2 separate regions of the Homo sapiens genome follow, and region 2 is linked to region 1. Evidence: chromatin contacts called from ENCODE Hi-C or POLR2A ChIA-PET data. All regions are on one chromosome and are shown on one strand. Each heading gives the region's core, a stretch centred on a gene start or an enhancer-like site at or near the end of the contact. The rest is flanking DNA. Distances are from core to core; before and after follow the strand shown. Region 1 holds the start of STON2 (stonin 2). Region 2 holds the start of LINC02308 (long intergenic non-protein coding RNA 2308).

Evidence for each region. Hi-C counts contacts between places; a loop is a spot of excess contacts on that map. ChIA-PET counts read pairs that join two places held with the same protein, here RNA polymerase II (POLR2A). Pooled maps may share reads with other maps.
Region 2: a map of gastrocnemius medialis shows a loop between it and region 1 (4-fold over the local background). The contact joins the promoter of LINC02308 here to the promoter of STON2 in region 1. A Hi-C loop is called at or near these places in 12 of 168 maps with a recorded cell type or tissue (Caco-2, Calu3, K562 and 5 more) and 9 of 50 pooled maps. POLR2A ChIA-PET finds 5 or more read pairs at or near these places in 12 of 52 experiments (AG04450, H1, HEK293T and 8 more).

Annotation. Positions count from the first base shown.
Region 1 is chr14:81,398,733-81,401,852 of GRCh38, forward strand. It overlaps STON2 (stonin 2), which reads right to left and starts at 1,592. Exons shown (of 8, transcript NM_001394390.1): 1 at 1,547-1,592.
Region 2 is chr14:81,448,769-81,451,656 of GRCh38, forward strand. It overlaps LINC02308 (long intergenic non-protein coding RNA 2308), which reads right to left and starts at 1,389. Exons shown (of 3, transcript NR_109999.1): 1 at 1,121-1,389. RefSeq lists an enhancer at 712-1,686.

The sequences.
Region 1 (3,120 bases), core at 342-2,841:
CCTTTTATACTGAAATGTCTGTCTTTAGCATCAAGGTTTCTAGATAAGCCTTCATATCACACTTGCAAATAATTACACAAATTTCAGCAATTAGATTCTCTAATTTCCCTAATTATTGTATTTTAGAAATATTGTCATCTATAATACTATCATTGCTAAACAAATATTAAAACTTTTCAAAATGCTTTCACTTTCTCTTACTAGCTGGCAAAATAAAAGCATGTTCTTTTCTATTAAATTAGTCCAGTTTCTTGCCTTAGGCAGGTAACTCTTTATAAACCTGATTTAAATCTCTGGCAGAAACCCAACAATCTCCAGATGGTATCTCCAAGCATGGTTTATCAATCAAGAAAAATAGAAATGAAGTGATCTTGTTCATTTGGAGTAAGAGGATAGGGAACATCTGTGGTAGTGAAAAATGTGAGTTAGAGTAACATTTTCAATCTAGGCCTATTTAAATTAGTTACAATGGTCTAGCCTTTGCTCACACTGCAATTATGTTCTAGGAATACAGAAAGATTCTTAATTGACATAATTTTGTTCATGGTATTAATATCTTTTTACAACCTGAACCTAGCTCTTGATCTAATAATGATTTATAATGAATTAATAAAATCTGAATTTATCTAAAATTAATGTGCTTCCATAGAAGAGCTACTATATACCTTGAACAATATCAGTTCTTATTAACTAAATATACACAATATTCAGATAGTTTCTAGAACAACTTAACTCACAGTCTTCCAATTGCTGCACAATGAAAAGTTTAGGAAATTTTACTACAGGTTATCATCTGCAGTAAATAATCTCTAGGTGGGAAAATCGGTAAAAACATGAACAGCTTTTGCTTTTTTGGTGTTTAAAACAGTTTTGGCATATGATGCTTCCTAAAAACAACTAATGTTTATATAGAATTTATAATTTTCAGAAACACATTTTCATACCATACTTCACTTGATTCAGTAGCCATTTTGATGAGTAGGACTCATAGTACTCTAATTCTTCTATGGATAAAGAAATTTGGGCTGAGAAAAATTAAGTGACTTACCTAATACTTTTAGTGCTTCCAGGCCCTTTTGGTAAAATGCTTCCTCCAGGCTAAGTGGAAGAGTTTACAAATCTCAGCACAGTGGCTGACTTTTCTTCATAATAAGATCTCACCCAAAGAATAATCAAGTAAAAGCCATAACAAGCAGGTGTGTTTGAAGCACCACACTAAGTGATAGATCCAACCCTTGAGCCCAGGTCTTCTGCAGCCAAAACACTCTAACCCTGGTGTCACAGCCGCAAAGAAGTACAACAGAATACAGTACATATAGACTATCACCCAACTTAAGTACTTTACAAATATCAATTACAATGGAACTGTAATGAAATGTCCGGGAAACTCCCCATGTGAAAGTTTGCCAGCACACCCCAAGCTGTATAAAGGATGGGAAGCCCAGAAGCCTCTTCTCCAAGTCCCTCTCCTAGGATCCTTGCCAACCACAAGGCCAGACATAGGCAAACAGCCTGGAGAGAGCAGGTCTCCCAAACCAGATCTTACCAGAGAGCAGTGCAGGGTCCACAAGCACAAAGAGCTGATTCCCACTGGCTTCTGCCTTTGACGACTTTCTCAAGCCCTGTCAAATGTGTGTCACTCAATGTGGTAATGGCTGCGGGCCAAGATAAGGCAGTAAAATTGAAGAGTCAGATTCCTCCTCTTTCAACGACAGCAGCATGTAAACCAGCCCCACAGCACCCGTCAAAAAAAAAAAAAAAAAAACCCACAATACAAGTCCCTATGCTGACACATGCAGTGTCATCACTCAATGGGGAAAACATCCTGCCAATCCTGCAATGATGAACCCAGCAAAAGTCATGGATAAGTGGGGTAGGGAAGAGAACAGGGGACGAAGGTGAAGGTAAGAGGAAAATATTTAAAAATTTTAAACTGAAAGGTTTTAAAGATCAACAACTTCAGGTGTTATGAGAAAACTGAGGCCCAAGGAAATCAGGCACACGAATAGAGATTGTGATCACAGGCCCAGGAGTTAGGTTGTTCGGATTTGAGTCCTATACAGTCTTGGAGTCCTATACAGTCGTGGACTCATAACTCAACCTCTTTAAGCTTCAGTTCAACCTTGTACAGAAAGAATAATAAAACTCACTCCATAATTCCGAGGATTAAACAAGATAATGTACGCCAAGTACTAAGGACTGGATGTAATAAACCCTCTGTAACGATGACAATGAAAACAGCAGGTGACCTTACAGAGGGCTTACTGTGCCCCAGGCTCCATTCCAAACCAATGTTAGCCATCGCCAGCACTGCTGCTATTGTTAAATGACTCGCCCAACGTTGCGTAACTTGTTCGTAGAAGTCTTGGGACTGGAATGCAGATTTCATGAAACCACTGCATTTCTGTCATTTGCAGAATCTGGTTTCAGTCATTGTTCAAAATGCTAAGTAGAGTCATGTGCTCAGCTACAGTGCCCAGAAGGCAGATTCTAAATCCTCTTCATTATAGATATAGGTGCATTCTGGCCAAAGTACCAAGACCATTCCTCAGAACGTATGAACGAAAAAAGAGCCCCAAAACTTTATCTATCCTTCCTTCACTTGTCCCAGACCAGACATGGGCTGGTGACAGACAATGAGTGGTCCCAATGAAGACTGGTGGAACAAATTGATCACATGGAACCCCCCATCATATTCCATACCATAAATCCATAAAATGGATTTTAGGTATTTGCCATGGAAGAGCCACACCAATAAGCCATAAGAAATCAGACCTTGAAAAGTGCTGTGCTAAGCAGCTGGAAACCCACAGAAGAACCCAATAATTGTGAGGTTAAGTTCATACTGGAATTAGTTGCTTGGTAAAAACCTCACCCCATTTTTAGAATGTGAATCATAAAATGAGGTTTAGAATCACCACAAATGAGTGGTGACTCAGTATCAGCAGGAGGATTGACCAACAGATGCTAAAAGTTTCATTGAAGTCTTGGAGTTGCCATTTCAGAGAGCTACTTCTTTCTCAGCATTATACAAAAATTTGTAGAAGGGAGAATGCAATTGTCTGATAAGATGGGGGTCATAGAAGTAGTTTTGTCTTATGACAGTCCTCTAATTGCCAC
Region 2 (2,888 bases), core at 139-2,638, 50 kb after region 1:
TGACCCAGAGGGGGACTGTGGACTCAGGGCAACCTCTGTATGATTCCAATTCTGTTATCCAATGGCTGTTTAACCCTAGAACCAAACATCTCTGAGCCTGTTTTCTTGCCTGTAAAATGAGAGTAATACCGGCCCCAAAGTGTAACTTTGATGATGAAATGAGATAATAGTGCAATGCCTGGCACTTAGGGAATGCTTAATTAATGTTTTTTTAAATGAATGAAGAGGGCTTTTAAAGAAAGTGCTATTGTTGAGGGAGACTGCTATCCTTGAAAGCACAGAATTGCTTGATGCTATGCACTGTTTGTCGCAGATCAGTGATTGATTCTCCAATCTTCACGGGGCCACCTCCTCAGACTCTCAGTCCAGAGTTGAACCACAACCAATAAGTCTGGGAGGCAGGATTTGGAACCCTCCTTCCCAAATCCTTCTCCTCTCCAGCTGGCACAGAAACACTCCACATTTGCAGCTTCCACAGCAATTACGAGAACCTACACCCTTTTATTGTTTGACTTTCCCTAGCGATGGAGCAATCACATGATTTTCACAGGAAAAACAACTCTGGGATCGGAGACAGTCTGGATTGAGCCATGAACTTTCTGGTCCCTGTGTCTGAGTTCCCAGAGAGAAAAGACATTTGATGCTGGCAGGACGAGGGCTGAGCTGGACAAAAAACACAGCCAGCACATGCTCATAGCAGGCTGGCCAACTGAGCAGGTTGCATTTCAGGATTAAAAACAGTAACGATCCTAACAAAATAGAAGCTCATATATACTGAGTGCTAAGTACCAGGTACAGACATCGTCAAGCTGAATCATCACCACAATCCAAGATGAAGATTTTGTTATCTTCATTACATCAAGGGGGAGAAGTCAAGGGCTTAGATGGCATTTCACCCCTTTTGCACTCCCCAGAGCCTACGTGTTTATCCTCTAGCTCCACGTCTACCTGTAGCAGCAGCGTTTCCAAGCTCTTTGCACACAAATCTCCTGGAGATCTTGGAATGCAGATTCTGAGATTCTGCATTTCTAACGAGCTTCCAGGGAATGCTGCTGGTCCAGGGCCTTTAGTTGCAAGGGTTGGACCGGTGGTCTCAACCTTGGTTGCACATTGGACTCACCTGAAAGCTTTCCACATACTGATGCCTTGGCCGCATCCTGGAGAGTCTGATTTTGTTGGTCTGGGGTGCAGCTCTGGCACAGCATTTCTAAAGCCCTCCCGTTGAAGGAATATGCAGCCAGGGCTGAGACCACGGTTCTGGAGGGAGGTAATATCTGCAGGTTCTTGAGGATACTCCATTACCCTGAGCTCCCCTTTCCCAACCACAGGGACATCCATGGCTGGGCTTCAAGGACGCCCTTGAAGAGGCCTCTCCCAGAAAACTCCAAGCCCATGAAAAGGCCAGAGCCACCACCTGTTTCCTTGAAATAGTTAGCAGCTGTGCTGGGTGACCTCATCGCTCTGGCTCTGCCTCAGGCCAAGCTGCGATCTGAAAAGCCCTCCTCCCAAGTCGGGGCTCTCCTTGTGTTGGGGGCAGAGCGGGAAGAGCCGCAGCTCAGGAGGAGCTGCAGGTTGATGGCAGAGCCCGTCTGGGGCTAGTGGGAAGAATGAGAGTGCAGGGAGGGGGCACCCCAAGGGACTTCACAATGGGCAGTCCCTGGGGTGTGACGCCATGGCTGTGAGCGCAGCTGACTGCCTCACCCCTGGCTTCCTCCATTGCTCACCCTCCCCAAACACTTGGGAACTGATGAAATCACGAGGGGGTTCTTGTCCCCCTCCTGTAAGTGATGCATAAACAAACAAACATTGAAGTATGCAAGTAAAAATGCAAAGCCCATTTCTTTTTTCCCGTTTCCAAGAGGTAATCACCTATAGCAGCTGGGCTTATGTCCTTCCAAATCTTTTCTATACATCAGTGTGTGTATTTCTACACACAAACATACATATGCAATCCTGTTTTATAAACAAAAATGCATCATAGAATATAAGTCCAAACACTATCTTGCATATTTTTTCCATGCAGTTATATATACTTACCAATTGTTTTAGTGTCTGGAAACTTGTCTGGAAATCAGAATCTCTCAGGGGTGCTTTTTAAACATTGAGATTGACAGGTCTCACTTCAAACCTGCTGAATGAGAATTTCTCAGGGAGGCACCTGGGGAAGTCTTTGTGTGTGTGTGTGGAGAGAGAGAGAGAGACAGAGAGAGAGAGAGAGAGAGAGAAACAGGGTCTTGTTCTGTTCCCAAGGCTGGAGTTCAAGGGCACAATCGTAGCTCACTGCAGCCTCAATCTCCCGGGCTCAAGTGATTCTCCCACCTCAGCTTCCCATGTAGCTGAAACTACAGGCATGTGCCACCACACCTGGCTGTTTTTAATTTTTTTGTAGAGACAGGGTCTTGCTATGTTGCCCAGGCTGGTTTCAGACTCCTGGCTTTAAGTGATCCTCTGAGCTTGGCCTCCCAAAGTGCTGGGATTACAAGCATGAGCCACCATACCTGGCCTATATTGATATTTTTAATAAGTGTCTCAGGTGATTCTTACGGGAAATATCTTGCCTTTTTAATGCCTGTACATGTCCCATGGATGTACTATCATTTATTAACCAGTTCCTTTCTGTTGAACATTTAGTTTGTTTTCAGCCTTTTTCTTCATGCTACAAACAATACTACAAACATACACGCATCGTGCAGATCCCCATGTGTGTTTCTGTAGGATAATTCCCTAGGATTGGATGGCTAAGTGCAAGGCTTGCCTGGAACTTCTTTTCCCCTCTAAGACTGCTCGTATTTGAATCATGGAACCTCATAGCAGGACAGAACCTTAAAATCTGTGTAAAGACCAATACTGTCCTCCTATAGAAATATAATGTACGTTATACATATAAT